5 separate regions of the Mus musculus genome follow, and all the other regions are linked to region 2. A link is a loop called in an ENCODE intact Hi-C map of the cell type or tissue named here. Cell type or tissue: heart. All regions are shown on one strand. Each heading gives the region's core, and the rest is flanking DNA. Links, peaks and the distances in the headings are about the cores only. Region 1 overlaps Ttc28 (tetratricopeptide repeat domain 28). Region 2 overlaps Ttc28 (tetratricopeptide repeat domain 28). Region 3 overlaps Ttc28 (tetratricopeptide repeat domain 28). Region 4 holds the start of Noc4l (NOC4 like). Region 5 overlaps Hscb (HscB iron-sulfur cluster co-chaperone).

Evidence for each region. A loop is a pair of places that touch in the nucleus more often than their neighbours do. Peaks named below come from ENCODE experiments on the same cell type or tissue, not always from the same donor. Only the 100,000 strongest peaks of a DNase experiment are listed, where the experiment ranks them.
Region 1: a loop joins it to region 2, with 5 times the contacts of the local background. A loop is called at or near these places in 17 of 42 quality-filtered maps.
Region 3: it touches region 2 in a loop (2.5-fold over the local background); 5 of 42 quality-filtered maps call a loop at or near these places.
Region 4: a loop joins it to region 2, with 2.2 times the contacts of the local background. A loop is called at or near these places in 3 of 42 quality-filtered maps.
Region 5: it touches region 2 in a loop (7-fold over the local background); 17 of 42 quality-filtered maps call a loop at or near these places.

The regions. Positions count from the first base shown.
Region 1 is chr5:111,206,077-111,212,442 of GRCm38, forward strand. The region is part of intron 6 of Ttc28 (tetratricopeptide repeat domain 28); the gene reads left to right. Among named protein-coding and RNA genes, the nearest start is that of Gm35628, 26 kb to the right of the region's middle. In heart, for the core only: CTCF peaks have their summits at 2,005 (motif pointing right) and 2,696 (motif pointing left); DNase peaks (open chromatin) are centred at 2,045 and 2,718; H3K4me3 peaks cover 547 bases; H3K27ac peaks cover 235 bases; H3K27me3 peaks cover 1,182 bases.
Region 2 is chr5:111,254,458-111,260,823 of GRCm38, forward strand. All of the region lies in intron 12 of Ttc28 (tetratricopeptide repeat domain 28), which reads left to right. Among named protein-coding and RNA genes, the nearest start is that of Gm35628, 23 kb to the left of the region's middle. In heart, for the core only: a CTCF peak has its summit at 2,905 (motif pointing left); a DNase peak (open chromatin) is centred at 2,880; H3K27me3 peaks cover 2,041 bases.
Region 3 is chr5:111,111,295-111,117,660 of GRCm38, forward strand. All of the region lies in intron 5 of Ttc28 (tetratricopeptide repeat domain 28), which reads left to right. Among named protein-coding and RNA genes, the nearest start is that of Mir701, 110 kb to the left of the region's middle. In heart, for the core only: no CTCF peak of the experiment used is centred there; DNase peaks (open chromatin) are centred at 3,527 and 4,907; H3K27ac peaks cover 539 bases; H3K27me3 peaks cover 1,100 bases.
Region 4 is chr5:110,650,664-110,657,029 of GRCm38, forward strand. It overlaps Noc4l (NOC4 like), which reads right to left and starts at 2,719. Exons shown (of 15, transcript NM_153570.2): 1 at 2,560-2,719; 2 at 2,348-2,468; 3 at 1,650-1,756; 4 at 1,016-1,123; 5 at 649-798; 6 at 449-548; 7 at 282-316. The coding sequence starts at 2,676. It overlaps Ddx51 (DEAD box helicase 51), which reads left to right and starts at 2,788. Exons shown (of 15, transcript NM_027156.3): 1 at 2,788-3,125; 2 at 3,215-3,348; 3 at 3,805-3,955; 4 at 4,206-4,351; 5 at 4,429-4,500; 6 at 4,644-4,750; 7 at 4,902-5,010; 8 at 5,097-5,242; 9 at 5,377-5,569; 10 at 5,668-5,783; 11 at 5,862-5,978; 12 at 6,153-6,254. The coding sequence starts at 2,825. In heart, for the core only: a CTCF peak has its summit at 2,789; DNase peaks (open chromatin) are centred at 2,418 and 2,778; H3K4me3 peaks cover 2,401 bases; H3K27ac peaks cover 1,444 bases.
Region 5 is chr5:110,832,738-110,839,103 of GRCm38, forward strand. It overlaps Hscb (HscB iron-sulfur cluster co-chaperone), which reads right to left. Exons shown (of 6, transcript NM_153571.2): 2 at 3,570-3,666; 3 at 3,243-3,332; 4 at 1,918-2,062. Among named protein-coding and RNA genes, the nearest start is that of Hscb, 3.9 kb to the right of the region's middle. RefSeq lists an enhancer at 5,844-5,873. In heart, for the core only: a CTCF peak has its summit at 3,466 (motif pointing right); a DNase peak (open chromatin) is centred at 3,484; H3K4me3 peaks cover 633 bases; H3K27ac peaks cover 1,495 bases; H3K27me3 peaks cover 322 bases.

The DNA of each region.
Region 1 (6,366 bases), core at 572-5,571, 49 kb before region 2:
AGAGCCCTGTTCTAGCAGACAGCTGCTTTTTCTCTGAACAGAACCACCGACAAATCGCCCAGTGACCTGTTCACTCATGGCTGCACCAGCACAGGGATCATGGAAAGGATTACAAAGTGGACGCCTTGGGGCTGAGACACAAACACCACTGCCTGCCCCTTCACTGATTGGCTTTGTATCAACTGTATCTGAGATACATAAAGAGAAAAGGTGGAGAAAGCAACATTCTTCCTGGTGTTTTTCAACAAATACAAGATCTGAAAGATGACAAGGCTGAACAGAGCAACACATGATAGCCGTGATAGGGCTAGTGCAGGGGCATGGTCGAGGACACCCTCTCATACAGAGATGAGTGAGGTCCAGAAAGCTGGTCTTGGGTTGTTAGAATTATTGGTTTACTATGTCCCTATGAAAGACACACAATCCAGATATTTTATTTATAAGCCAAATGTCTAGATTGGGTAGATTGAAGGCTATTCTAATTTATTACCCAGTCATTCAGTCCCTTGTTATTTTGTTTCTCCCTGCAGTGGGAGTCTGGTCCGTGGCAGCTTCCTCTTCAGTGTCTGCCCTCTTCCCTTCCCCAACCTGGAACCTCCTCTGGAACCTCCAGTCCTGTCTTACTCCCTCGAGGCTCTGCCCAATCACAGGCGCTGGCCTTTTATTGACCAGTTGAAATGGGGAGAAGGTTCACATGGCATCTGCTCGTAGGAGGCAACCTCACACTGAGGAACCCGTTTTTAGCTACAGGATGCAAGCAGCGTCAGACCCACTACAGTCTTGGGTTCGAATGCCAACATTGCTCTTTACTCCTTGCTGACCTGTAGAACCACAGTCCTGAGACTTAATAGCAACAATGTTTCATGTTATTTAGTGATAGGACACCTCCTCCTCTTCCCCCTCCTCTTCTGCATTTAAAATATTAATTCCAGTCTTAGATTTTTGGGCCAAGCTAATAAACCCATAATTGAAAAATAATTCCAGTAACTGTTTCTCCAAGTGTAAAAAAAAAATCAAGTCTTAGGAATCTGACCTGAAGAAATGCATATTTCTGATCTATAGGTTTGTTTATATGAATAAGTAAAAGAGCTATAAAGCCATGCCTACTTAGTTATGTATTTAATTAACCTGCCTTTATTGAGAAGATTGCAGCCATTTCTAGAGCGTCTGGGTCATGGGTAGCATGACCGTGCTGTGTGTGTATAGCCTGTGAAATGATTCAGGGACCCCAGAAAGGCAGTGCTAATAGATGGAGCTCTTACTGGGATGCTGTGTGGCACTTGGGTTGACCTACGCCCTCTGAAGGATCGACAGTCTGGAAGCAGATGTTCCAGAGGCTGAGATCGGTGGGTCGGTGTGAACAGTATCAGTTCACAGCAACATTAAAGCCTCTTTAGACAGAGCCATGTGCAGCCCTTTCATCTCTAGGGCCATTTCAGATCACAGGTATATCATTCCCAGCCACCCCCAGGCTGTACCTGCTTTAAGGTTTCCCATCAGAGTCCACCTTGTGCTGATGGGACCTTGTGGCTCTCAACTTTATCTTGACCCCACAGCTACTCTGCACCTGATGGGTAGGGAGGTTACATGGTTGCATGCTGTTTAGGGCGTCCCAAATAGCTGGAGCCACACTCAGATCTCCCCAGGAACAAGAGCTTTTCCTTAGCCACCTTCCTGAACGGTTGCCAAGACATTGCTGGCATGTTGTAGGTGGGTCTTTCTACACAGACCACCTGGTTGAATGTAGTTGGTTTCATGGTCCTAGCCTCTGTGCGTGAAACCACAGATCAGAGGAAGATGGGAAGGAAGCTCAGGGCCAGAAAGCCAAAAGGTTGGGAGGAGAAAGGGACCTTTCTGGGGATATGGGAGGCTCAAGCAATTTAGAGCTTACAGGACTGCAGAGATGGGAGACTGGGACCTCAGCTCAGAGTCAGGAATTTGAACTACAGAGCTGTCTCTCAGCCGGGTGGGGAGGGGCTCCAGGCAAGCAGGCTTCCTCTCCTCCTTCCTGCAGAGGGCACCATCTCACTCAAGTAAGCTTTCATTCAGTGCCCCTGATTCTGACAGCCAACCCCACCCACACTGCTCACTCAAAAACAGACTGTGGTGGGGCATCTGTCTTTGTCCCACAGGCTTGTCTGTCTGTCCTCCCAGGTCCCCCTGAGCTGTAAATGTTCCTCAGAAGCAGGCTTTGTTTTCTGTTACCTCATGCTCCAATCTAGGCTGTTTGCATTTCCTTCCATATTCCCGCCTTGCACACCGCCCCCCTCCCCCAGTCTACCATGTGAGTTGCTTGAGGTTTATTTCCAGCTAGTTTAGCTCATCCCTGTACCCAGCATCAGCCCTTGGGGTCTGTGCATCCCTTAGGACAAGGGGTAGTTCACAGAAGGCAGGGCAGCATCTTGATTCTCACCGTCTTTAATCCCTTTAGATCTCCCATCCCTTCCCAAACTCGGGGAAAGGAAGGAGTGGACGGAAGGACGTGGAGTCTCATGCTTCATGCTTGCTTCTGTGTCTGTGCTTGGGAACCGATGGTCATTGTTATCTCCATTTATTTGAACAATCCTTTATTCTTTGCTCATACCTTTGAGTTCAGTTTAACAATATTGATTTCCTCCTAATGGAACACAAGCCCCATCAGATCTCTAATGCACATGGAGTTATGTGCTGTTTGGAGAGGCAATGCCGCCTAGTGGCGGAGAGCTCAGGATGCAGTGGCAGCTGACACACATGGCCTCCTCACATTCTGCCTGGGGTGGAGGGTGGAATCTGCAGTCAGCTTGTTTGGTCTCGGTGATGAGCAGGATTTTCCCAAACTATTAAAGCCAAGGTGTCACTGGCCAAGTCCAACCAGCAGCTCGGCGTCTCAGGTTGCCCTCACCTCTTGTCAAGGAGGCACCAGCTTTGGCGGGACAGGCATCTTGATGGAGACTCTATACTGGGGATGCACACGGGACAATCAGGCCCTTCTCGTACGCACTTGCTTCTTAGCCCCTTAGCTCCCCTGGAACACCAACTTGCAAACCTTCGTTTGGCGTTGCTGTTTAATTGGTGGCAGTGAGGAATCCACTGGAACATTTGAAGGGCTTGGGGGTCTCTTCCCTAGAGTCGAGCAGCCCACCCATCTACAGTATTAAACACTCATAAAAGCAAGCTCTAACAATTCTGATGGTATCTTGAGATCATAACGATTTGTGTGTGTGAGACACTTGCTGCTGCGATCTATTCCAGGGAATGAGCTAAACTCCTCAGAAGGAGAGCTGCGGTTTTAAAATGCATTTCCAGGGAAAGAGCGATGGCTCGGCAGTTAAGACCTGAGTTACCACGTGGGCTCACATGTGTGTGCATAGGCACACGTGTGTGGTGAGAGAACAACTTGTATTGCTTCTCTCCCTCTGCTATGTGGATCCTGGGGCTGGAACTCAGGCCTTCAGGCTTGGCAGCAAGCACTCTGCCCACCGAGCCATCTTGCCAGCCTAAGACACTTGCTCCATTATCTTGTGAAAGAGTGTAATGGTAGACATGTGACTGCCACATAGAGCTGGAGCTGGTTCACACCCACACCCAGAAGTAGCTGATCCCCTTTCCCAGAAAGATACAATCTAAGAAAAGCTAGATCTAGTGGAGGAACCAGGAAAGGAGTGATGGACAGGGAGTCTTTAGGGCACTGCTTTGTTCTCAGCACCTCATTCCCTGCAGAGCTACACAGAGATGCACGGTAGTCAAGCTTGGGGAACCGGAGCTAGACCCTAGGGAGAAACCATAAGAGGGGCAAGAGAACAGCAGTGCAGTTCTCAGAAGAGACTGGAAAGAGAATGATCCCTGAGGGCTGAAAGAATCTGCCTATGTCAGCCTGGAATCCTGTATCCCACCAAAATGGAAATCAAGACATTCTCAGTTAGAGGAAAATCAACAGAATTTGTCAACAGCAGACTCATTCCTAGTGTGATGGTTTGTATATGCTTGGCCCAAGGAGTGGCACTATTTGGAGGTGTGGCCATGTTGGAGTAGGTGTGTCTCTGTGGATGTGGGCTATAAGACCTCATCCTAGCTACCTGGAAGTCAGTCTTCCACCTTGATGATAATAGACTGAAGCTTTGAACCTGTAAGCCAGACCCAATTAAATGTTGTCCTTAGAAGAGTTGCCTTGGTCATGGTGTCTGTTCATAGCAGTAAAACCTTAACTAAGACACCAAGACAATAGCAAGATAGCACTTTATACAGAAAGGGAACGAAAGCAGGAGTTTTTGGAGCACCAAGAAGGACGGAGAATACAGTAAGAGCAGAAATACAGGCAAACTGAAAGACTTTCCCACCTGCACCTGGACCAACAGGAACACATGGCATCTCCACAACATTCCATCAGGATATAGGCAGACACAGACATTTATCAAGGTGGCTAACATCCTGGGCCATATGAGAAATTAAAGAAAATCTGATTAGAAAGATTTGAGGTCACACAGAGGATGTTGTCCAAACTCGATGGAACCAAACCAGAGAGCTGGAAAAACATGCAAACACTGAGAAACTAAGGAGTGTACCCACATCATCCATCGGTCTGTCCGAACATTGGGAGGGAGAGGGATAATGTGCAGAACTGAGTGCAAGCAATAAGTTATCAGAATGTGTGGGGCTCGGCTGGAGCGGCAATGGCAGGGAGATCCTGGTACCAGGAGAGGAACAGCCTCAAGTCCATCATCTGCTTCCCCCGCAGAAACTAGGAGAGCAAACGGGCCAGGAGAAAGGACATTATAAAGTAAAAGCAAAAACCAGTGACCCAAAGCCCACGAGCAAATAGGGAAACAGAAGGACAAAAAACAGTGATCAATAAAAATAAAAGCTGCTCTTTGAAAAGGTCGATACAGTTCACAAATCCGCAGTGAAACATGAGTCACAAATACTGGGAATGAAGTGAAGGGCATCAGTGTTGACCTGCAGGCATTTAGAGAGAAGTGGGGACCGTGCCGCACACTGCCTGTACACAGGAAGTGGAGAGGGTGGTACACACCTCCTGTCCACAGGATGCACACAGATATTTGTCAGCTGAAATAATGTGGAGCAATTATTTGAAAAGCAGTAACCTAAGGACTGTTCAACCTGGTTAGAAAGCCAAGTTTATAGTTAAACTTCCCCCCAAAAGAAATCTCTCACTGAGATCTCTTGCCGGTTTTGAAGGATAAATGTACGAAACACTTAAGGAGTCAGCACAAGTGTTTCACTCTCCTAGAAACCTAAAGGAGAAACTCCCAACCTCTTCTACAAAGCCATGTAGATACACATGATGGCTGTGGGGGTGTGCCACGGTCTAGCCTGTGCTACACACAGGGGGGAAGACAGCTCTGTGGAGTCTGTCTCAGCCTGTGCTACACACAGGGGGATGACAGTTCTATGGAGTCTGTCCCTCTTACCGCTACATGGATCCAGGGATCAGACTCCAGACTGGCGTCTTGGGTGGCAGCCTCCTTTACCTACTGAGCGATCCTGCTGGCTAGATATAAAATTCTTAACAGAACATTAGGGAATGGGCTTTAAAAGCATGCTGAAAGAGTTATATACCACGGGCAAGGGTGGTTGCGAGACCAGGGATGAAGACAGAGTCAACAGTAGAAAAGCAAACAATGTGGACTAATTTTTTTTACTTATTTATTTTTTAATAGATTATTTGGGAATGTCACATCATGCACCCCGATCAGGGTCACCCCTTAATCTTCCCACGTCTGCCCCTCAGCCCTCCTACCCCTCCCCCTAAAAGGAGAAAACTAGTCTATCTTGTGTTGTCTGTATACTCTCTGGAGCGTGGTCAGACTCCTAGTCCCCTCCACACCCCCTGGGAGGGAGAGCCTTTTTCCACCTGCGTCTATGCCAGGAGTCACCAACTGAGGAGAGCCTAAGTCCAGCTCTCCCACAAGGTGCAGTGGGACTACTTTATTAATAAGCGCGTGAGGTATCTGTTGGTGCAGGGCACCAAAAACCAGGCTCGGACAAGACAGGCAACACCAAGTGCTGGTGAGGACTCAGGGCGGCTGGAGCCGTCACTCACTGGTGACAAGACGCTGAGTGGCACACCAGTGTCCTCATAGGTATCTGTCCCAGGAAACCCAAAAGGTCCCCATGCTGCCTCCGCAGCTCCCTATGAAATTCATTACTTCACAGTAAAAAAGAAAGGGAGAAGGCCACGGTCCTGGGAGGCCCGTGCCAAAACTGAAAACGGGGTCTTCCATCTTTTATCCAGAGCTTAGTTTCTGTAGCAACAACTCAAGATACTTCATTTTCCTCTTGCAATCTCAACTAGAGGTCAGAGCTGGTAAGGTCTCCTATTTCTTCGCCTCCTGGCATCAGGAGCAGACCCTGCACTTCTCTAGTTGT
Region 2 (6,366 bases), core at 857-5,856:
TGGCAAGTGGGCATGGCCAGGGCTCCCTGCCTTCTCATTCAGTGAGTCTGTGGAGTGCGGGGACGATCGTCACTCCACCGCCTGCTGTGGTGTGCTCACCCCCACAAACATGCAGCCGCAGGAGCCTGCGCTGCCCAGTTCCACCACAAGACGTGGCCACAGAAGCTCACTGGATTCAAAGATAGGGAAGCTCTCTGTATTGTGGGCTCTCTTTCAGCTATTTTTCTTTTTTTAACACCACGATTCCATTTAAGACCTGGAAGGGATCTGAGATTTTATGCAATTAAACCCCAAAATGTTGGCCGGTCAGTAAGAGACTGAATGGGATTATTAAGGGAGCCTCACTCCTCTATGGAAAAGGCACCCAGAGAACTGTTATCCATGAGAAGAGACATGGGTTGTCTAGAGAGAGCCCAGAACAACCCAGTGGTACAGAGCAGCGTAACTAGTGACGGGGTGGCAGTGCTGGCGGGAAGCCGGCTGCATGTCAGGGTTAGCACATGGCTTGGAAGCCACCCCCACTCTGCCTCTGTCAAACCCCGCCTTACCCTTGAACCGATCCTCTCTCCTCTGCTCTTTCTTCTGGGCTGTGCCTCAAATGCTGACTTTAAAAATCAAATCCAAATGCCATGCTTGGCGCTCTCCACTGGCCCAGAAACGCTGGTTCTGCACCGTGTGTGGCATACATATCAGCCAGCGGAGACCGCCTCAGACCCAGGAGGAATCTTTGGCCCAGCCTCAGCCTGATCTGTGCAGGTCTTCAAGTCGGCCCAGGCTCACTGCGAGGCCTCATCCCAGTGTATACCAGCGCAGATCTTTAGTCCATCCGGTCTCAGAGATGAGCTCAAGCCAACCTCTGACCACTGCACATCAGAGTGTTTTTGTTTGCATCTAAGGGAGGAATTCCTTAACTCATCCGGGCCAGAAAACCAGTGTGTCCTGCCGCAGGCTAGACCCTCTGCTCTGTGAACATGTGCGCAGCTCCTCAAAGCAGACACGTCTGCAGAGCACATTGCTGCTTCCTTTCCTAGGCATTGTCGCCCTGTACTTTCTACTCTCTAATCATTACATGGGAAAAGATGACACAGAGCTTCAGGAGCTGAGGCAGGAGGATCAGGGGTTGGATGTTAGCTGGAGTCATACAGAACCCATCGTGTGGGTTGGGGAGAAAAGCAGAAAAGAGGGAAGGATCTCACCTGCCCCAAAACCGACCACTGTCCTGCACCCACAGAGTTGGGGGGGGTGTCAGCGATTTGCGACCCAGCAGTAAGCTGGAGAGGATGGGCTACACAGGCGGCAGCAGTTGTTCTTGGAGCATTGCTTTGCAATTCGCACAACAAAAATACCTACAGAACTCAAGCTGCCACTGCCCTTGCTCTTTGCATTAATTTTCCAACATTCTGTGCCCCACCCCCACCCGTGGAATCATAGGGATTTGTTTCTCTCAATGCAAAGTCCCCTGTCCCACCCTGAATGGAAACTACTTTTCTTATTTGGTTTCTCAACAAGCCACTACCCAATTGTGCTGCTTTAAGCATGGAAACAAACAAACAAAACAACAATAACAAAAACCTGCAGAGCCCTGGTAGAATAATTTGGATCCAGAGGGACTCGTGCAGATAGGACCACCAAGAGAAGCCAGGCCACCCTGTTCCCAGTAGGCACGACACGCATGGCCTCTGCCCCTTGGCTCTCACCAGTGTCTGCTTTCCAAGCCCCACAGAGCAGAAGCTGGCTTGCAGCATGGCTGTCAGGCCGATGCATCTGTGAGTGCTGTAGGCAGCCTCTTGAGCAGCTCCTTTGCCTCTCCTGCTGCAAAGCCAGAAACAAATATTTAGCTGGCTGCAGAGAGCCATTCACATGAGTGCTGTCCCCCTGGGGGTCTTCTGCACACAGCGCCTGGCTGCTCCTTCCACGTGACACAGGACATATAATATATTTATGTCTGGTGTAACCATAGAAACCTGTTGTATCCGTGAAGACATTGCAATTCTGCTTCTCACCAGAAAGACGGATAAAGCCCCAGGGCAGCCGCCACTGCTGCAGGCTGCATTCAGTAGTGGCCACATCTGCGGACTTTAACAAAGTATCAGATAGACACAAGGAGGTAAAAACTGCTCTGGGTGTTCTTTTAGATGCTGGAGCCAAACCATCATTTTCTCTCATCACCCACACAGCTTGCACTTCATTACTTATCCCGAAGACAGTGGTCATGTTTGTGTGACTTCCTCTAGGGAGTCAGAGGCATAAGGCAAATATACATTTGTCATACAATTGTACAATTGTTGGCTTTCAGAGAACACAGTGTGGCCATTGAAAGGGGTGGAAATGATGCTGGTCTAACCCAGGCTCCTTCATTCCCTGGATGCAGCAGTAAGGTCTGCCTTCCTGGTCACTGTGAGGAAGGCAGTCATTTAAGAGAAAGGCCCAGTCCACAGCAGCCGTGGCACTGGCTGGTGGCACTGCCCCAGTCTTCATTTCCTTTTTTTGGTCCCCTGCAGGGGTCGTAATGCCTGAAAAAGCTAGCTTTTGTTAGCGCATCTACGTTGCCTCAATACTTACCAAAGCCTGCTTCACAAATATTTATTAATTATAAAACCCCCAAGGGAGACATGGAATATCAATCCCACCTCTTTTCCAATTAATTCTGCACCTTTCCATTTGGCAAATATGTATGTTTTGTGGCTCTTAATAGAGCAAGGAACCCTTTGGCTCTTTTGTCTGTGCAGTGGCTTGTTGTTGGCTCTGTGTGTGTGTGTGTGTGTGTGTGTGTGTGTGTGTGTGTGTGTGTGTGTGTGTGTGATTTAAAGGAATTTATCCATGGAAGCTCCCAGTGCAGCTGAGAGATGACTTGGGCGACATCTGCTGGCTGGCTGGAGAAGTAGGCTGCTCCACAGAACCAAAAGCCATGCCCTTACCCCAGGCCCTAAGTAAATCCTAAATCTACAGGGCCCGGTGGACTGTGGGTGGTAGGTACAATCATAGCTAAGAAGGCAGGGCATTTACACTTACTGTTATTATTTTCTTTATTATTGTTATTTAAATGGCAGTATTAGAAAGCAGGGGATGTTTCCCACCAGCTAATAACCATTTAAGTTGCATTTGGGGGCTTTCATGACTTGACGACAGCTTCTCAAAATCGCCGGGCTGTTAAACCCCCTACTGGGTTAATGTGGCAGAAAAAGACAAGAAGGGCGCTTCTGTGCGGAGGCCTCTCTGGTGTCTGGGGGGTGGGGAGGGGAGCAGGTCTTTTCAGAAAATCCAATTAGAGGGAGAGAGGGGAAGAACCCCCCAGTGCCCCAGGCAGACACTCAGCCTTCAGGCAGGAAAGCAGTATAGACAGGAACCTGCCTCTACCCAAAGCTCATTGGAGACAGAGGGTCTCTATCCTGAATGCAAGGGTGTGGACGCTTATCCTAACCACTCCCAAGGAGGAGTACCGGCCACCTTTTCCCCAGACTCCCCTAACCAGTGTGGGTATTCAACTGACTATTCCAAGGAAGACTGAGAGAATAGCCAATAACTCTAGAGATTGCCACCGCTTCTTTAGAGACTGTCTTCTACACAAATGCCCCTCTCCCAGGGGTTGCCCAAAATTGGGGCACCACTGTTAAGTGGTCTCATTTTCAAACCAAGTAGACTGGGTCTGGTGGCTCTCAGTGGAATCCTTTTGTGCATAAATTTTAAAGGTGGGCTGCTTGCCTAGAGTCAGAATCCTGCACAAAGCTGCTACATACCACACAATTCTGTTGCAGCTATCTAGTGCGTATTTGCTGTGCTGCATGGGGTGTCGTGTGTAGAGCAGCTCTGAGGGCTCTGCCCAGTATGCTCCTGAGCTGTGGGACTCCCTTCTCAGTGGTCACTGTGACTTCCTCCTTACACAGGGGTTTCAGAAGTCACTCAGCACTTTACTGTGACTTTCATCCGTGCAATTGTGGGGGGGGACAGAAGGCTCTGAAGAGACTTCAGAAGGTTTCCTCTTCTTCGTGCCACACCCCCTCCATACCACACCCACATATAAGCCTCCTACACAGCGCCTGGGGGCATTCCGGCACATCTGTTCCTGTACTCTTGGACTCCTGGACTCTTGGTGAACAAGGGCTTTGAATGGACTTGGAAGGCCATTCCGGTTGAGGTGGTCCTTCTGTGCTTTGTAGGATAGAATCCAATGAAGATGAACCCATACATAGTGTATAGTGAGGGATCTCGTGCTGCGGAAAGCTGAAGGGATGGGGCAGCTGCCTGGTGAGCCTGGAGCTTCTATCCTGAGTGATTCCGAGTCACCACCTGTACCTCTGAGGGCGAGGGCAGCACAAGAAGGCTGTCTCGAAGCTTACCTTCCCTTGGCTGTTCTGACACTGCTCCCAGTGGAGCAGGCTCTCCTACCTGGCTTTTGCCACGAGGTTTAATGACAGTGTTCTAGGAGGGCCTCGACATCAAGCAGCCAAGCTCAGCTGCTGTAACTGCTCATGATTCCTGACAGCCAAGAGTTGGAGCTCACGGTCGTCTGTGAGGCCCAGAGCTCCTATCTGGGAGGGGTGCCTGATGCTCTCCGTGCTCACACATGCACACCCACCTTCCCCCTGTGGCATGATGTGATATGGGGCTGTCACAAACCCTTAAAAATCCCATCCAGAGTGGAGGGAAAAGCCAGTGCCATGGGCTTGAGGCCCGGCAGCATCCAAGAGCACAGTGTCCCCTATGGTCCCAGAGTCAGTCCTATGACAAGCAAACGCTGTCTTCCAGAGACACTCAGGGGAAGCCCCTTCTAGGTTCTACTGAGGAACTGGGAGAAAGGGATCCTGGGATCACTGTGAATCCAGCAGAATTTTGTTTTCCAGTGGCTGAGTGGTTCTCCTGGGTAGATAGGAGCCCCATGTGCCATGAAGTTTCTGGTTCTGTCAGCCCCACAATGCTGGGCAGTGTGTGTGACCCAGACACAGGTAGTGACATCCAAGAGGCCCTCAGAAGTCTATGCTGAGCTTGGCCAGAGTCCAGGCCTTTGGGCACCAGAGCCCAGTGACCCACTGAGCTGTGTTTCCTAGGTGATTCCAACCCAGTTAATCCAGCAAAGAAGAGGCCCAATACCAAGGAACTATTTTAAATTAATTTCTTTATGATAAATAAGTGTTTGATTTATACACCTATCTTATATATCCCTGTACCCAAAGTCACAGAGGAAAAAAAAATTGGGGGGGGGGGCAAAAAGTGGTCTCAAGAGCCATGGCCAGGGTCCAAAGGTTAAAGGTGTTTGCTGCACGAGCCCCATGACCTGGATTCAACACCCAGAGCCCATGTAAAGACTGAAGGAGAAAACTGACTCCACAGTTGTTCTCTGACCTCCATATGCACTTTGACATGCACATGCTCCCCATACACAGGCTCGCACACACATCCACACGTCAGGCATGTATACACACACACACATCCACACGTCAGGCAGCGCACACACATCTGCACATCATGCACAAACATATCCACACATCATGCATGCACACACATATCAGGCATGGCTCTTTCCCCACTCTTTCCCCCCCTCCATAAATATATAAGTGGTTTTCTTTTTTTAAAGATTTATTTATTTATATGAGTACACTGTAGCTGTTTATAGATACATCAGAAGAGGGCATCAGATCCCATTACAGATGGTTGTGAGCCACCATGTGGTTGCTGGGAATTGAACTCAGGACCCATCTCCAGCCCCAATACATAAAAGTGTTTTACAAAGGAATCTGGTGATTTGAATAGGAAAAGTCCCCATGTTGTTTAGATGTTTGGCCCACAGGGAGCAGCATTAGGAGGTGTGACAGTCTTGGAGGAGGCGTGGCCTTGTTGGAGGAAGCATGTCACTATGGGTGTGGGCTTTAAGGTTTCCTAGGCTCAGGTTCCACCAGGTGTGGAATGAGAGCCTCCTCCTGGCTGTCTGCAGAGGGTAGTCCCTTGATACTGCCTGCAGATCAAGATGTAGGATCAAGATCAGTTCCTCCTCCAGGATAGATGCTGCCATGCTTCCCGCCATGATGATAATGGACTGAATCTCTGAAACTGTAAGCCCGTCCAGTTAACTGTTTTCCTTTATAAGAGTTGTCTTGGTCATGGTGTCTCTTCACAGCAATTAAATCTTAATTAAGACCGAATTCCAAATACAAGAACTGCACAAACTGTACAAAGCCTTGTAGTGATGACCATGGTCCGGACACCAGGCTTCACACCAGTCTGGGGTGATGGAGTCTGGACTGTGGGGCCTTGAACAGGTGGGTTGCTGTCTCTCCTGTGTCCTTCCTAGCCTGACCCTTGTCATTTCCAGCTCATCTTAGAGGCCACTCAGGACGGTCCGACCTTACCCCAGATGTTGGCACTTGGTGT
Region 3 (6,366 bases), core at 692-5,691, 140 kb before region 2:
AATGGTTTCTCCCAGTCTCTGTGCAAGGACACCCCTGGAGCATGCCCGGCCTCAGCAGCTTTCCTTAGCCATGGAGGGAGATTCCTCAACCCCTTTTTTGTATCCCTCACTCTAAAACCAGAACCAAGTGACCTAAGCCACCAAGGTCTTCCGCTTGCTGGGGCTGGGACTTGGCCTCCTTGCAAATTCATTTGCATCAGCTTTCTGGGTTTGCTGGTTTCCTTCACTGTTTAAGCTCCCTTTTATTTTATTTTTCCACAGCTGTAAGCTCAGCTGGGTGGGGTCCTGCCCTGAGGTCACTGCTCTCTTTATTCCATACGGGCGGCGTCAGGACTTCCTTTAGGAGTTTTATCTCCTTGAGCGCTGGACTCAGCTCCATCACACTTCCTGATGCTCCTTTTCTCTCCAGACGGTACACTTTTCACTTTCCCTTGCTCAGACTGCTCCTTTTCATCACAGATCTGCATGAGAGGGTCCACTAATCACCAAGCAACAGAATCAATGCTCGGCTGCTCTGAAATCTCCTCTACCTACGCTGTTAATCCAAAAACTCTATCACTTAGCCTCAGGCATGTTTTTCAGACAAGGGCAAAAAAGCAACCACATTCTTCATCAAAATGTCAGGAGAATAGTCTCTCGGCCACTTACTAATATTCTTCTCTGAAATTTCGTGAGTTGGGCCCCACATCTCAAATTGCGCTGGGCACTGACTTCCATGTCACTGCTCAGATGGCCCTCTAAGCCCCACTTATTGTGTTCAACTGCTTTCCTAATCTAAAGTGCCCATGTCCACATTCTCCAAACAGGCAAGACTGTCTCAGCATTACCCTGCTCCTTGGTACCATCTGTTGTCTTAGTCATAGTTCTATTGTTATGAAGAGACACCGTAACCAGGGCAGTTGTTTAAAAGAAAGCATTTAGTTGGGGCTGGCTTACAGTGTCAGAGGTTTAGTTCGTTGTCATCATGGTGGGAAGCATGGTGGTAGACAGGTAGACTGTGCTGGAGAAGTAGCTGAGAGTTCTACATCTAGATTCACAGGTAGCAAGAAGAGAGAGAGAGAGAGAGAGAGAGAGAGAGAGAGAGAGAGAGAGAGAGAGAGACTGAGACTGACTGAGACTGGCTTGAGCCTTTGAAACCTCCAAAGCCCAGTCCTAGTGACAAACTTTCTCTGACAAGGCCACACCCCCTCCAACAAAGCCACTCCCCCAACAGTGCCACTCCCTAAACATTCAATGGCCTATGGAGGCCATTCTTTTGTCTTGTTTTTATTTTTGAGACAGGGTTTCTCTGTGTGACCATGGTTGTCCTGAAACTTGTTCTGTAGACCAGGCTGGCCTCCAACTCAGAGATCCACTTGCCTCTGCCTCCCGAGGGCTGGGATTAAAGGTGTGCACCACTACCACCCAAATTATGGGGCCATATTCCTAGCATGTCTGTGGTGACAACCATAGTCATTCTGTTTCATATGCCTTTATGGTTGCTGATGCTTGATGTGTTTTCATATGCCTTAAACCATTTATGTCTTCTATACATGTATCCAGGGGCTAGAGAGATGACACTCAGCTGTCAAAGTATTTGAAAAGAACCCACATGGTAGCTCTGGACCCCCCACCTGGTACCCAGAAGGAAAGAGCTGCAGCTCACATATACTAACTGTCGTATCCATTGGGTCAGCACACACCACATGTTGTGCCTTTGCTGTGCAGATTAGGAGGCGACCATTGCTCTCATCCTTGGAGGCTCTACCCTCCTGTTCCAGGCCAAAGCTGGTGATGGAGGCTCGTAGGCTGGAGAATCTAGGCAGTGGCAGGAGCCTTAAAGCTTCCTCAACTCGCAACTTCCAAGCAAGTTTTAGAAACTAGAGCAAGTTTTAGAAACTAGAAAACACAACTATATCTGATTCACTCCCCTTCCTTTTTGCAGTTATCTCTGCTGTTAAGAGACTAAATTCTAAAACTCACATCAGTGAGGGTTCCTTTTACAGGCTCAGCACGCTACTCACAAAGGATCTTGTAAAGTGAAATACGACTCTTCATGATTATGAAAGCGAGGTGAATTATGACTGCCAGAGGCTCCCGGCACCTGTGGGTTTGCCAGGCCAGGAGAAAACGGAGCTTCTGGGTCTGCGTCAGCCGCAGGAAGTTACTTAGATGTCTCCCAGGGACCCCCCTCCACCACTGCACTGTCTCCAGTGCTGTTTCCACACAGTGTGTATTATATAATCTGTACTAGTGGTAGTGTGAAATCCATTAAAAGGTCTGTGGTATGTGTGTTGTGTGTGCATACATGTGTGTAAGACAGAAAGAATGTGTTTGGGGGTCTTTATTTTACTTCTAGTAGTTGAGGGAGTAGATTAAAATGTAAAAAACATTCCGTTTGAGCCTAGAGCTCTGTCCTCACGGGGAGTATTGAGTTCACAGGGGAAGGCTTGGCAACCTTCTCTCTGTGTCTCACAGACCTTTGAGAAATGATCAGGACAGTTACACAGTAACTCAGGTCACCTGAGACAGCAGGACTTGAAGGAGAGGCCGTTGGACCCAGTGCCGAGGGTGAGGTCTTTACATTATAAATCAGCTGAGTCAGACCTCTTAGGCCCGAGGCCAGTTATCAAAACTTCTCTTCAGCCCGCTGATAAAACAGTGATGACATCAAAGGAAAGAGCATGTGCAGCAAGTTTGCATGAGGCTGCTGCAAAGCAGTGTGCTTGCAAAGCAGGCCGCCTGCAGACAGTCCACTTCCCCCTATAAAACTCTGCATCATCACCACCACCATCACTACCACCATCCTCACCATCACCATAACCATCACTACCACCATCCTCACCATCACCATGCCTCCTATCATATTTCTCCCCGTCCTCTTGTAGCCACCATGTCTTAGCTGATGGAATTCTCGCTTGCTCAGACAGTGGCCTTCTCCTAGGGTGGCTTCCCACAGTGAATGCTATAGAATAAGGCCATTGGCTGAGCATAAATTCAAGGTCACTAAGAGTTTAAGGTCATCCTCAGCTACCTGGCAAGTTCAAGTCTAGCCTGGGCTACATCAGACTTGGCCTCAAAAGAAACTCTGGTATTTCTAAATCTCTTAAAGTAGTCCCTTACTTATTTATTGAGACAGAGTCTCACTTTGTGGCTCTTGCTGTCCTCTAACTTGCTATGTGGCTCAAATTGCCATCAAACACACAGAGATTACCAGCCTCTACCTCCCAAGTTCAGTAACTGATAGCACTACACACACACACACACACACACACACACACACACACACACACCCCTCTAGACATATAAACAACAATTTCTTCACTACAGAATACCATTTCCAGCAGGAGAGCTGCAGTGCCTCCCTTCACACATGAGAGGAAAGTACGTTTCTTGTAAGAGGAGCATTGAGCATAAATGTGCATGTCTGTCAGGAATGGTCGAGGCTCGGCACAGTAGGATGGCCGCATTGCTGGAGTCAAAAAACATTCCGCCCTCCTACACCTGGGCGAGGTTTCTGGTTCCTTCGGTGCCTTGAGATCCTGTGAGAAAACAGGAAGAGCACATCAGTAAGATGGCTTTAGCAGGCTGTAGCACAAACTGCACACCGGTTTTATTGTTTGGAGCAAATCATGACGTAAAGTCATTCTGTCCTTGTTGAAAGTGCAATGCACACACAGCTAGAAGGCCTCCAGAGCTCGCAGAGCAGACCATGGTTGTCTGGAAAGCTGCTTTAGAAACAGGGGTTACAGAACTGAGCTCGGTGTCCCCGCAGAGCTGTGTCTCCCGTCCTGTGGATTAGTAAATGTGTACTCTGCCGAAATGGACTTTAAGAGCCCTCTAAATAGAATTCAGGGTTCTTTCTCTCTCCCCCTAATAAAAAAGTTTGTTTATTTATTTGTTTATTTTCTTAATTATGACTGGGAACATAACTTAGTTTGCAGAGTCTTGTTGGGTGCAAAAAGTCCTGAGCTCGCTCTCTGGGGCGGTGCACACGGGCATCCGGGCACTCACACCAGCATCCTGGCACTCAGAAGGCAGACACAGGTGCTCGGGTATCTTCGCCTTTATGGTGAGTTTGAAGCTACTCTGTTTTAAATATCATACAAACATTTTGACTGGCGTAGAAATCAAACACATTTATCGGGAGTGTTGCATTTATAGGCCTTCTCTTCCTGTGCTGGGGGCTGAGGCCGTGCACACGCCAGTCAGACGCTTCACCATCGCTTCTCAGTATTGGTATCATTGACTGCTGGGAGCCATAGCTACCCTACTGTACTCTAAGCATCAGGAGTCAGTCCTCTTCAGAGCAGCCTGAGTCCATTAACCACGGTGGGCCCATCCCCCACACAGCCTTTCTCCGGTCTGTCAAGTGACCGGGGTTGTTCACGCACCACAGCCTCCTATGCTTCTGTTTCAGTCTTGTGGGCACTCTTAATAAATAAAAACTCCCTCATAGATCCTTCTGTCTTATATTTGTCTATCACTAAAATCGGTTCTCCATAGAAATGTCTTAAGTTAGATCTAGATAATGTTCTGTAGATGAACTAGGAACGGAAGCTACTGCTTCTCCGGCTGACACAGTCCTTCATGTCTCAGTTGCAAAGAGGAAGTGACTGGAGGACACACAGCTACTGAGCAGGAGGAGGAAGAGTTGTGTGTGTATCGTCACAAAGCATATCTGTGTTTCAAATCGGGTTCTGTTAGGACCCATGTGTTTAAGTGAACTTCTGCTGAAATCCGATGTGTTATGGAGAGTGGATGAATAATTCCCCAAATGGATTTTCTGTGAATTTCGCAAACTAAGCATGCCTTTCTAAGTTCTGCTCACTCCATTGTTTCCAGCTGTTCAGGAGTCCAGGCCACAGGAAGGACGAGGGCTGTCCTGAGGAGCCAGGGCCAGGCAAAGTTTCCTTGGTTTTTGGTTCCTCTTGTACCTCCCCTCGTTCTCAATGCTACTCCACCCCATTAGATCCCTCGGGGCTCCGGCAGCTTAGATTTTCTGTTGCTTGAGCATCCCTCTGATTTGTGGATTCTTTGCAGTGTTTATGGTTTTTTGTTTTTTGGTTTTTTTTTTTGTTTTGTTTTTTTTTTTTTTTTGTTTTTTTTGCTTTTGCAGTGGCCTTATCAGCTCTTCTCACAGGGTGGCCAGAGTGTGGCCTGCTTTGTCACTGCCACCTTGAGATTCACTGAGGCTTGAATTCTGTCTTGAAGCTTTTACCCCATTGCAACATTCTCAGGCATCATCTCTTAAACGCTTTTCTATCCCATGGTTTTTGTCCTCTCAGTCTCTCAGAATTGAGACTGTTTCTAACCTTATTTCTGTTTCCTCCCCCTCCTAGATCACACACTTCTCTCTCTTGTCCAGCTCTTGTATGGGTGTTTGGCTTGCACACACATCCACATGTGCCATTGAACATCAAACCAGAGTCTTCTCAAAGAGTAGACTGTGCTCTGAACCACTTAGCCATCTCTCTAGCACCTATTATTTATTTTTAATTATGTGTATATGTGTGAACATGTGTGTGTGTCTCTGGATATGTACACATGGGTACAGGTAATTTGGAGGCCAGAGATGCAGCATCCCTGCAGCTGGATTAAAAAGGGTTGTGAAATTCTTGGCATGGCTGCTCCAAACCCAGTTCAAGTCCTCTAGAAGGACAGTGCGCACTCTTGGCTGATGAGCCGTCTATCTCTCGAGTCCTGAAATTGTCTTAAAGTACATTTTATTTCTTATTGTCTTATTTTATTATATTAACTTTTATTTTATCTGTTGAGTGTTCGTCTTCATGTCTGTGCACCACATGCTTGCATAGTACCTGCAAAAGGCAGAGGAGGGCATCAGACACTGAAACTGGAGCCGCAGATGCCAATTATCCACCATCTGGGTGCTTGGAAATCAAACCCAGGCCCTCTCAGCCACCAAGCCGGCTCTCTTGCCCCATCTTAATGAGGTTTTAGTTGAACATTTTCATATCACTTACTTCACATCCCACCGCCAAGTTCATGGATCTGTTTCCGTTTTCTTTCCATTTCTCCTGGTTCTGTTGTGCTGGTTCCTTTCATACTGACTACCGACCATGATACCTAAACAGTGCTCAGCATATCTTAGTGATGTGGTCTCTCCTGGGATGGGGGCAGCTTCATTGATATCTGAAAGGCATTTAGAGAAGGTCATCTTAATGGAGAGAGATAAACCCTGGGATGATCCTAACACCTGTTTCTGCCCATTCTCTCAGTTCAGCTTTGCTCTTTGGCTTGGTCCTCACTCTAAGCCTGCGGCGCTACCATTAGAAGCTTTTATTTTTATCTGTGGTCCCAGAAGAACACCGAGAGCAACATTATCAGTGTGTGTGGTTCTTGTCTTCCCCGTCGTCACAGGTGGGC
Region 4 (6,366 bases), core at 805-5,804, 600 kb before region 2:
CCTAGGGCAATCTGCAATGCCATGTCTCAGCCAGCACAAGGAGAGATGAGGTACACAGAGGTTAGGGACTGGGTCTGAAGCTGGTCATAGCGACACACATAAGGGGCATCGCTTGAGAGAGTAGAGTACATACGTTGCCTGTAATCTACCCAGAGAGAAGCCTATGCTAAGAAAGGTCCAAAGGGGCACCTCTTGAGACAGTGGAGTACATGCATTGTCTGTATCTACCCAGAGAGGAGAAGACTATGTCAAGGAAATCCTCAAGTCTAAAAGCATCTCACCTTCAAGTGAACGACCTTCCACTTGTCTGATGTCTCTGTAATTACAGCAAAGATAGGTCATCAACTTATAAGACAGCGGCTAGCCAGACTGATAGACTGGGACTCTGTTCAGCAGCCTATCTACGAGGGGGCAGGCTCCTGTGGGCCTTAACGTGCCCAGAACTCACGTGCATGCTTCACATAGAAGTTGGTGAGTTCACACTCTTGGAGGGGTAGGCTCACAGCAGACAGCAATGTGAAGGCATTGTTCCAGAGGGTGAGGGACACCTGTAGGAAGCCTCGCCTAAGCAGCTGGCCAGGCTGCTGCCACCTGCCTGCCTCCCTGAGGAGCTAGGACACAGGGTGGTGATGAGACCCAGTTGTTTACCTCAGGTTGCTGGCTGGTGGCCCGGGCCATGATGCTAGTGGCCACCTGCATTGTGTGGTACCGGATGTCATCATATTCCAAGTACTCACAGAAATGGGAGATAAGCAGGCTGTGGTCGTCCTCTGGTGTGAGCAGGCCTCCTACCACTGCCTGGGGACAGAGATAGGGTGAATGACCTTGTCTCACAGAGTGGTCCTAGCATGGTCAAGGAGAATGGCGCAAGCCCCATACCACCAAGTTGTCTGCCATTTCCTCTTCAACTGACAAGACAGGAATAATCCCCCCAGCTATCTGTTCAGTCTGCTGGCTCATGGGATGGCCTTAGGCGGTGGCCACCACGGTCCTCCAGGTCCCACCAAGGCCTCACCCTGAAGAGTGTGCGGGGGAAGAGGTAGTGGCTTTCCCACTGAGGCTTCTCCAGTGGTTTTGCTCCTTCCAGCTGCACAAACTTCATGAGTGTCTTGAGGGCCAGTTCCTGGGATGCAGAGAAGAGTGAGCGTGAGGCCTCCACCCTTCAGGAGGCCCCCAAAGCTCCTCTAGCCTCAGGGAGGAGCTCTCACAACCAAGCTTAGGACCGGGCCAAAAACCAGGAGAGAAAGGAGGCCAGACCCCAGCTTATCTCGCTCCATGTTACATGTGTGTGCCGATGGTGACCTGGGATAGAACTCTTAACAGAACTTGGCTTGAGGCATGTACACAGGGTGGGCCTGCAGGGGAGGCCACCTAACTATTCCCTTGTCCCCCCCAGTTTTGGAGGTGCCTCAACAAATGTGACAATGTACAAAGCAGATCTGCTGCCTGGAACTAGGGTTACAGACTCCATGTCTTTAGGTCCGGATGATTCACAGCACACAGTGGAAAAGAACAGCAATAAAGATGTCTAGGTAGAAGTCTCTCAGACAAGTGAAGGAAGAGATGCTCGCATCAAAGGCCTCTACCCCTGTGCTGTGAAGTACTTTAGAGATGAGAGGAAAAGCTGGGCTAAGGGCTTCAAGACTCACCTTGACCTGGAAGGTGGGATGGGCCAGGAGTTCCTCTAGGCGGTTACAGCAGCTGTGGTATCGATGTCTTATCCACACCTTGTATTTGTATGTGGCTCCCTGGGACCCTGGGGACAGAGTTAGGAGAGCTAACTCACACTCATATTTATGTGTGCCAAGCCTGACCAAGGTCCCAAACTCAGCCCCAATCTTCCGGCTGTTTCTCATCTTCACAGCTGTAAACTATTTAAGATGCCAGACCGGGGCTTGGGAAAGACGATTTCTGAGCCCTGCAAACTGGGAAGGGGGTATTGAAATGTAGTTCCTCTCGCTTTGCCTCAGAACCTGGGTCTCCCCACTAGGACAGAGACAGTATCAAACTCGGAAATGGCGCAAATAAAACATGGGTGTGTGTGTGTGTGTGTGTGTGTGTGTGTGTGTGTGTGTGTGTGTGTGTGTGTGAGAGAGAGAGAGAGAGAGAGAGAGAGAGTGTGTGTGTGTGTGTGAGTGAGTGAAAACGGCTACGTATACGGATTCACGCAGTCCTGGCAAGTATACGGATCTCAACTCGCTTCCTGAGCTACAATGAGTGACTGCGTCGTCCTCCCAGATCGCATGGTCTATGACAAGGCCCTGGCTCGGGGGTGCATCCTAAGTTGACAAGGCGTCCCACCGGAACTGCCTAGCGGAGAGTACCCCACGCCCTCCAGGTCACCCACCTGCCAGGGCCGTGTCTTCGCTCGGCAGCGAGCCCACGAACAGCTCTTCCCGCTCCAGCAAGGTACCGAAGAGTCGGCTGCACGTGCGCACTCCTTCCTCGATTTCCTCGGGCTCCTCGGACTGAACACGGGGAGGCCCCGACAAGGTGACGCTCGGCCCCGTCGCGACTCCCACTGACCTGGCCGCCCCCAGGTCCGCCCCTGCGGCTCACCTGAAGCACAGCCAAGATGTCGAACACCGCGTTCGCTTGGCCACGACTCGTCAGCACTGCCTCCAGGAGGCGGCCGAGCTCTTGCCTGGAGCTCGCCGAAGCTGGGTGCCGCTCCATGCCGCCGCCGCCGATGCTGCTCCCGGTTCCTGGAAACCGAAGTGTGCGCCGAGCGGAGTCGCGCCCGTGACGTCACCCGAGCCTCTAGGTCGCGGGGCGGCGTACGTCATCAAAGAGCGCCGGAGAGGAACCGCGGCGTGGGGCAGCTATGGCGCTGTTCCACATAGCGCGGTACGCGGGCCCAGAGGCCGCGGGGCAGGGGGATACGGACGCAGAGGCGGGCAGCCGGGCTCGAGTGCTGCTCGAGCGGCTGCAGAACAGAGCCCGTGAGCGACAGCAGCGGGAGCCGGAGCTCGAGACCACAGGAACGGCCGGGGAAGGGGAAGCGGCAGCAGCAGGCAAGCGGCGACGGCGGCCCCGACGGCGGCGTCGGGTGAGCGGCTCGGCGACTCCGAACTCGGAGGCTCCTAGGGCGAAGCGGCGGAAAGCGGACAAGGACGTGGACGCAGGTGGGCCGTGAGTGCGCAGTGTGGACGGGGCATGGAGGCTCTCTGTGCTGCTGGGTTGACATCCCCCTACGTTGTGCTGTGTCGCTCAGGGAGAGGTGAGGAGGCTCCGGAGGAGCTCAGTGCCGGCGCAGAGGACCCGGGTGCGAACCCTCAGGAGGATGTCCAGAGACCCCCGGCTCCAGGCCGGGTGCTGGGGGACTTTGCAAGAAGAAAGACGCCGAAGGTGAGTGAGCCTGTGCGCGGTTCTTTTTGTCCTCCCGGGACTCTTCAGTTCTTAGCCGGGGGGTGGGGGGGATTTCGTTTTGTTACGTGACCTTAACTACTGAAAGTGGGAGGTATGCATGGGACACTCTTGAAACTGAAATCCAGACGGATAAGAACTTTTGGGATAAGCCCCGTGGCGTGCCTTGCTGTCCCTGTTGAAAGCAACATTTCTTGGTGCATGAAGACAGTTTGCTGGGTTGGTAGGCTTATAGGCAAAGTATCCAGATTGTGTTTAGTGCACTAGGATAGGGTGTCTGCTGGTCCGGGTGTCTTGTCCAAAGGTTGCCAGAGTGGGAGGTGGTGAAGGGTTGAAGAAAGACTGGTTAGGGTCTCTTAATGTTGTAGTTCCTGGTTTCTAATGACTCCACAAGCCTGGAGCCTTCTGGGGGACGTTTGCGCTGCTTCTTGCTTTCAGGTTCAGCCTTTCCTGCCAGCATGGTTGGCTAAGCCAAGCTGTGTCAAAAAGAGTGTCACCGAAGATCTCACTCCCATTGAGGACATCCCTGAGGTTCACCCTGACCTGCAGAAGCAGTTGAGAGCTAATGGCATCACTTCCTACTTTCCAGGTGCCTAAGCCTTGGACAAATGATGGGGTGAACTCCCCGAGGCAGCTTTCCCTGGGCTGTTAGAGCTGTAGTGTCAGGGTTGTGGTTTAGGGGTCCCCACTACACATCAGATCAGCGAGCTTCCATATTCTTGGGTTCAGGTCCTTGACAATTTTCCAGCCCTGGTGGCATCTTTGTCCGGGAGAATTCCTGGGTGAAATGGTATAACACGGCCTATACTTGACACACTCCTTTCCTTCTCTCCTTCCAGTCCAGGCAGCTGTGATTCCCGCCCTCCTCGAAAGTGCTGACCATGGGTTTCTCATAGGCAGAGGTGGCTACCAACCTAGTGACCTCTGCGTCTCTGCCCCAACGGGCAGTGGGAAAACACTGGCCTTTGTCATCCCCGTGGTACAGGTGAGTATGAGGGCAGATTCCCCGCTGTAGCACAACAGGGAGGGTCCCAGTGGCACAGATGGTCTCTGTCTCTGCAGGCCCTGTTGCATCGAGTGGTCTGCCACATCCGTGCACTGGTTGTACTTCCCACTAAGGAGCTGGCCCAACAGGTATTACAGCTCTGCGTCCAGAAGTCTGTATCCCCATCTCTAGTCGCCCTGCATATACATGCTACTTACCTCTTGACCTCCTGAGTCACACTCAAGGGTCTTTGCTTAGTCTGCCTTAGGCCAGTGACGGACTCCTTTTGCAGGTGAGCAAAGTATTCAACATCTACACAGACACCACGCCTCTGAGGGTTGCCTTGGTGACTGGACAGAAGTCGCTGGCTAAGGAGCAGGAGAGTCTTGTCCAGAAGACGTAGGTGTGCCAGGCGGTGGCCTCTTGAAGAGGTCATTCCTCAGCCCAGCTGGTGTCCTTTGGTTGGGGTGGTGTCCGTGCTTTACATGCGAGCTTGGCGTTAGATGGCCCCGGGAGGCGCTTCCTTCCTCTGAGTCTCTGTGGTTTGCAGAGCAGATGGTTTCCGTTGCCTGGCCGACATTGTGGTGGCCACACCTGGCCGCTTGGTGGACCACATTGACCAGACTCCAGGATTCAGCCTCCAGCAGCTCCGCTTCCTGGTAGGCCACCGTCTGGACATTGAGCCTCTAGCTGGGGTGATCTCGACAGGGAGTCTTCATCCAGCCCTGGCTCTTGTCTGCTATAGATCATTGATGAGGCTGACCGGATGATAGACAGCATGCACCAGTCCTGGCTGCCACGAGTGGTGGCGGCAGCCTTCTACAGTGAGGGCCCCACGGGTTCCTGTGCCCTGCTCCAGAGGACACAGCCCCAGGCTCTGACTGCTGCCAGGTACCCTGCCTTGCATGAGGGCCGGCTCCTCCAGGTGCTGCTCTCTTTCTCAGCTCCCTGGCTGGCCCTGTCTATAACAGGGATCGGGGTGGCACAAGGAAATCTGTCACCCTTACATGCCCTTCCTTTTCCAGCACCTGTGTCCCCCAGATGCCTCTGCAGAAGCTACTGTTCTCAGCCACACTGACCCAGGACCCCGAGAAGCTGCAGCGCCTTGGCCTCTACCAGCCACGGCTTTTCTCCACAAGGCTGGGACAACAAAGTCCTAAAGACACAGCTGAGGTGGATGAAAACTCGGGGAAGTACACCTTCCCCGTGGGGCTCACGGTGAGCAAGGAGGACCTGTGGAGCAGGCTAGGGTGTGGGGGCAGGCTGGTGCCTAGGTCCAGGGCTCCTGGCTAGCGCCTGCTGTCCATCTCCCACAGCATCACTATGTGCCGTGTAGACTCAGCTCGAAGCCACTCATTGTCTTACACCTGGTCCTCAGGATGAGCTGCTCAAGGGCTCTTTGCTTCACCAACTCCCGAGAAAACTCCCACAGGTAAGGTGAACTAAGGTGGGTGGAGCCAATGTACACTAGACTCTCGTAACACCTGGCTTCTATTTCTTCTCTGCCCAGGCTGTACCTATTAGCACAAGCTTTTGGGGGTGTGAGTGTGGCTGAATTCTCCTCCCGCTATGGGCCTGGCCAAAGGAAGAAAATCTTGAAGCAGTTTGAACAAGGAAAGATCCAGCTGTGAGTACCAGGGAAACAAGATAGGACCTACTCTATAGAGTTGGGTTGTCGTTGGGACCCCCTAGTTTCCGAGCAGCTGATTTCCAAGAGGGACTTGGAACTAACCCTGGCGGAGTAGGCACAGGGGTGGATGTTTGTTCCTGGCCCTCAGCCCTACTGCCTGTGTTTCATCAGCCTTATCAGCACAGATGCTACTGCTCGAGGCATTGATGTGCAGGGTGTGGAGCTGGTGATCAACTACGATGCCCCACAATATCTGAGGACCTATGTGCACAGGTAAGGGGTACTTGGCAGTGGCCATTGATAGGCCACATTACGGATTCTTGGTCATCCTATGTAGGATCACCCTGCATGATGGTCATGTACAGTATGGCCAAGAGAGGCACTG
Region 5 (6,366 bases), core at 965-5,964, 420 kb before region 2:
GGCAGATTTCTGAGTTCGAGGCCAGCCTGGTCTACAAAGTGAGTTCCAGGACAGCCAAGGCTACACAGAGAAACCTTGTCTGGAAAAATCAAAACAAACAAACAAACAAACAAACAAAAAAACCCCATCCTCTCCAAGTTGCTTTAGATCATGGTGTTTTATCACAGCAATAGAAACCATAACTATGACAACCCTCAGCTGTGAGAGGGTCTCATTCAGTTAGCTAAGGGCATTATGTGCAAAAAAATGGGGAAAGGACTTCTGCTTGAATGACAGCAGGACACAGTTACACCTTTAACCGCAGCACTGAGGGAGGCGGGAGAATCAGTTTAAAGTCATTCTTAGTTCCAGTAGTGGGTTTAAAGCCACCCTAGGTTACACAAGACTGTTCAGGACATACACAAAAAACAACAAACCCAGTAAAATAAAGTGCTCAGTGGTCGAGCACTTACCCAACAGATTTAGGTTCCTTCTCTGTGTAGCCCTGGCTGTCCTGGAACTCACTCTGTAGACCAGGCTGGCCTCGAACTCAGAAATCTGCCTGCCTCTGCCTCCCAAGTGTTGGTATTAAAGGTGTGCACCACCACACCCGGCTAGATTTAGATTCCTAACAGAAGAAAAATATTTAAGACTGTGATATAAAAATCCAACCTAAGTGGGTGGAGATGGTACATACCTTTAATTTCAACAACCAGGAGACAGAGACGGGTGGATGCCTGAGTTTCAAGCTAGCCTGGTCTACAGAGCAAGTTCCAGGACAGCCAGGGCTACACAGAGAAACCCTGTCAAAAAAACCAAAAAAACCCAAAAAACCCCAAAAAAACAAACAAACCAATCCAACCTAAGCTTTTGGCCCACTGTTCTGTTCTACAATGTGTGTGTGTGTGTGTGTGTGTGTGTGTGTGTGTGTGTGTGTGTGTATGCAAGTATTGTGTAGGTCAGAAGTCATTTGTGTGTTACTCCTCAGGCAACACCCAACTTTTATTTTATTTTTAAAATGACATTAATTACTTAGAGTGAGAGAGTACTTGGTTGGGTGTGTGTGGGTGTTTGTGTGTTGTGTGTGCCCCAGCAGCTGTGTGGAAGTCAGAGACAGCATGTGGAATTGTGGGGATTGAACTCAAGTTCTCCTGGTTGTGCACCACGCACACATGTACACAAACACCTTATGACCCCAGGCCTTGCCCTGTAGCAGCTCTGTGTGTCAGTCTCCACCTTTGGGCCAGTTCTGTGAAATAACTAACTAGACCTATATCCCCTGCAGGCTTTCTAGTGACCCTTGACTGATACACCATGGAATGAAATGGAAACTGAACAGGCTGGGTCAGAAGGTCAGGGTTTAGGCGATTGCTCTGCTGCAGATCTGTGTGATCCTGGGGCATTTTTACTAACTTCTACCAACTAGCGGGGTCATTTTCATCCCCAGAAATAACGACAGCATGTAAATAGCATGCTAGATAGAAGCAACTGTTGCAATACTTGGAGTATGATTACATTATTTTTTTTTATTTTGTTTTTTCCGAGACAGGGTTTCTCTGTATAGCCTTGGCTGTCCTGGTTGATTACACTCTTGCTTAAAGCTATCTTCCAAAGTCAGTTCTTGCATGACAATTAAGGCCAAGAAGTGATTTTCTTCCTTCCTTCCTTTTTTTTTTTTAAAGACTTATTTATTTTATGTTTATGAGTACACTGTTACTCTGTTCAGACACACCAGAAGAGAGCATCGGATCCCATTACAGATGGTTCTGAGTTACCCTGTAGTTGCTGGGAATTGAACTCAGGACCTCTGGAAGAGTTCTTAACCGCTGAGCCATCTCTTTACCCCCCCAGCAAGTGTTTTCCTTCTCATTTCCCCTCTAATGTGGCCGTGTCCTCCTTGGGGAAATTAAGCATATTTATTATCATTTTTCCCTTTACCTCTGACAGTGGCTTCTATCTCTTCCATGGCGGCCTCACTTTGGGCGTCTGCGAGTCTTTCATTGATTTCCATGATTTCCACAAGGAACTGACTGTCTGCTTTGTAATCTGTCCCTTCAGGAATTTCTATTCCCTGGAGCTTTAGCTATTGGGGAGGAGCACAAAGAAAAGGAGTTTGGTTAGGAAACATTCAGTGTTAAGTAAATACTGCTCACTCCTTCAGAGTACACGGCACTCCTGGGGGAAGCCTTGAGTGTCAGGTGAAATGGAGCCCAGAGCCTAGTACATGCTAAATAAGCACTGTGTCCCTTCAGAAACTTGAGCTGTCCTAGTAACAGTGAGTGCTGGTATAGGACCTCACTCTGCTGAATGTACCATCAAAGCGATGGTTGGTACCTCACACATCTCAGATGTTAAGTGAGTCTTTATAAACTTTCCCTCCAGTTCTAAAATCGCCTAGATGTCCTTACAAAAAGACTCCCAAGTACTCTTTTTTTCTTTTTTCCTTTTTTTTAGTTTTTCTTTTTCTTTTCTTTCCTTTTTTTTTTTTTTTTTTTTTTTTTTTTTTCCGAGACAGGGTTTCTCTGTATAGCCGTGGCTGGCCTCGAACTCAGAAATCTGCCTGCCTCTGCCTCCCAAGTGCTGGGATTAAAGGCAGGCGCCACTATGCCCAGCCCAAGTACTCTTATCAAATTCATTGAAAATAGTTAAAGCAATAGTTAAAGCACTACAATCAGGGGTGACATTAGGATATGCAAAAGGATCCAGGTCTGGCTTGGTGTGGGGCTGCATCCCAAGTTACTCAGGAGGCTGAGGCAGGAAGATCACATGTCAATTCCAGCCTGGGCAGCTGAGTGAGACTGGTTCAAAAAGTAACAAGGCAGCTGGGGATATAGTTGAGTGGATTCAAAACCTAGTACCATCAAAGCGAACAAGCAAACAAATGGAAGCAAGCAAATGAAAGAAAATCCAGTAATCATCAAGCAGGGGCCATAGCTCAGTTCAGAGTGCTTCCTTAGCACAAGGCACTAGGTTCAATACCCAGTACTGAAGGAAAAGAAAAATTAGGAACGAGCTGGATGTGGGTGTGGTGAAGCAAGAGAATTAATAACCTGGAGCCAGCCTGGGCTACAACCAGTGATGTTTTCTTTCAAAGGAAAATACAAACAAACAAGATGGATTTACAAAGAACACTGATTATTCTTGCATAAAAATTTAAAATTTTTTTTCTTTCTTTCCTTTCCTTTTCCCATCATTTGCTTCCTGGACCAGGCTAGGTCTCATACAGAGGAGTCCCAGACAGATGGGTTGGGAAATCACCTTACAAGATATAGTCCTCTGGTCAGGGGAGCCTGAAGAGTCTTATAGGCATCATTCACCAGGGTGGAGTGCTTGTCAGAGAAGTGTTTTTCAGTCTGTTCACAGAAGTAAAAACAGTTTTATCATTACAAGAGCTGGTCAAGCTGGCGTGTGTTCCGTTATCTGGGAAGCCAGATAAAAGCTGGGAGGAAATGACAGCTCTGGGGCCTGGCTGTCTAGGGGCAGGCTGCCACAGGGTGGAGCTAGCAGCCCAACTCTTTCCCAGAGCAACAGAGCTACCCACCCAGTTGTGCCCATACATGGGGACTATTGGGGGGAGGGTCAGTAAATACCTGAGACTTTTGGCTGAAGAAATCTGGGTGGACAAGCCGCTGCAGTTGCTGGTACCTGTGCTGAAGTTTCGTAACGTCCACCCTGAAGGAGCGGTTGCTGGAAGAAAACCAGATATCATTCATAGTTCCAGCCATTTACTACAGTCTGGTTCTGCTCTCGGGGAGGATGCAATAAACGCGTAAACAAAGGTTATTTTTAAGACCTGGTAGCTGCAATGAAGGGAAACAGAACAGGTTCGGAAGAGGTGGTATAGGTATGACATCAGAGAGGAGACCCAAAGGAGCGAAGATCAGAAAGGGACATGAGCGGAGAGACGACACTGACCTGGCTGGAAGGTCGATAGCTTGACGCATTAAGGGAGGTTAGTGTAATGCATGGTAAACTCTTGGTGACTGAGGGTCTCTATAGGTTGGGCAAGAACTTTAGTGTCAAGCCACTCCCTACTGCCAGGCCTCTTTTTATTTTTTATAAAAAAAGATGGATTAATTTATTTAATCTATGTGAGTACACTCTTGATCTCTTCAGACATACCAGAAGAAGGCATCAGATCCCATCACGGGTGGTTGTGAGCCACCATGCGGTTGCTGGGAGTTGAACTCAGGACCTCTGGAAGAGCAGCCAGTGCTCTTAACCACTGAGCCATCTCTCCAGCCCCTTTTTACTTTTTTATTTTCTAAAAGATTTATTTATTTATTATATGTTAGTACACTGTAGCTGTCTTCAGACACCCCAGAAGAGGGTGTCAGATGTCATTAAGGATGGTTTGTGAGCCATCATGTGGTTGCTGGGATTTGAACTCAGGACCTTCGGAAGAGCAGTCAGTGCTCTTAACCGCTGAGCCATCTCTCCTGCCCCACTTTTTTATTTTCTTATTGGTTATTTTCTTTATTTACATTTCAAATGTTTTACTTTTTGAGACAGAGTTTCTTGTTCTGTTTTTTGTTTTTTTTTGTTTGTTTGTTTTTGAGACAGGGTTTCTCTGTATAGTCCTGGCTGTCCTGGAACTCACTTTGTAGACCAGGCTGGCCTTGAACTCAGAAATCCATCTGCCTCTGCCTCCCAAGGCGTGGGCCACCAACATCACCCTCAAGACAACACTTTAGCCTTCTTTATAGGTGGGCTAACAGGTATGTCATTGGGTCTAGAGCCTTGGCATTACAAAATTTGGGTGTGGGAGAGGGAGAGGGGGAGGGGGAGGGGGAGGGGAAGGGGGAGGGGGGAGAGAGAGAGAGAGAGAGAGAGAGAGAGAGAGAGAAATAGAGCTAGAAATACCTTATAGACTCCAAACTTGCTATATAGCCAAGTTTAGCAACTTAAAAAAGAAATCCTGGGTGTTACTCAATTGCCCAGGGCTGAAAATTTTGCTCCTCCTCCTTTAGCTTCCTGAGTAGTTGGAATTACAGATAGAGACTACTATACAGAGCCTTTGATAACTAGAAGCAGGTATTCTTTATTTATTTTTGTTTTTTTAGAGAAAGGGTTTCTCTGTGTAGCCCTGGCTGTCCTGGAACTCACTCTGTAGACCAGGCTGGCCTTGAATTCAGAAATCCGCCTGCCCCTGCCTCCCATGTGCTGGGATTAAAGGTGTGCGTCACCACTGCTCAGCTTTTTTTTTTTTTTTTTTTTTTATTCTTTTAAAGCATAGTCCTGGGATTTGAACCCAAACCTTGGCTAATACAAGGATGTGTTTTATCACCACTATGAAGTAAGGATTCAGCACTCCTTTCTTTCCAGGGAGTGATTCCAACTGAGTCTGTGCAGTCTGCTACTGTGCAGCCCTGACTGTAGGATGCAAACTGGACTCTGTATCTTTTTGCTTTTGTCTGGAGGTTGGGATCATAGTTGAGTACAGCCACAGCGGGCCCTCCCATTTTAATCTTTAGTTCAACTCTGCGCACACTTCGGTACCTCTCCAATCTCTGAGACAGGGGAGGAAAAAGGCAGAGTGGAGGGGCTGGAGAGATGGCTCAGTGGTTAAGAGCACAGACTGCTCTTCCAGAGGTCCTGAGTTCAATTCCCAGCAACCACATGGTGACTCACAGCTATCCGTAATGAGATCTGATGCCCTCTTCGGGTGTGTCTGAAGACAGCTACAGTGTACTTACATACAATCAATAAGTCTTAAAAAAAGAGAAAAGGCAGGGGGGGGGGGACAAAGTACAGAGAACACTTCTTGGTGTCTCTCCCTCAAATTCTCAGCCTGAATTAAATTTTTGTTTTCTTGAGACAGGGTCTCACTGCTTAGCCTATGTTGGGTTCCCACTTTTGACCCTTTTCCTTCAGCCTACTGAACACTGGGATTTTAGACATAGGCTACTACACTAGGTTTGTTTTGTTCTTAATTGCTTTCGGTTTTTGAGACCTAGTCTCATGTAGCCCAGAGTCTCATCAAACGTACAGGCTCAGCTGTACCCTCTGAGTGCTGGACTCACAGGCATAACACCAACACACCTGGCTTGTTTTGTATTTATTTTCTCCGTTAAATAAATAATTTATTTGCGATGAGATGTTCCCTATTTGTGTGGTTGGCCTCCAAGTGGGGTATCATCTCCTACGGTTGTCTAGCATGCTTTTAATCCTGGCATTGGTGAGGCAGAGGGGGTTGGTGGAATTCCAGGCAGGCCAGGCGAGACTTCAAGGTGAGGCTAAATTAAAAAACAAACAAACAAACAAACAAAAACCTCTCCCAGTTCCTGTAAGTTTGGCCAATGGATTTTCCAGAAGTCTCAGCCCTCAAACCTCCCTATACCGTAAACTTGTCCGTTTCTGTTTGTTGATGTTTAAAAACAAGGTCCT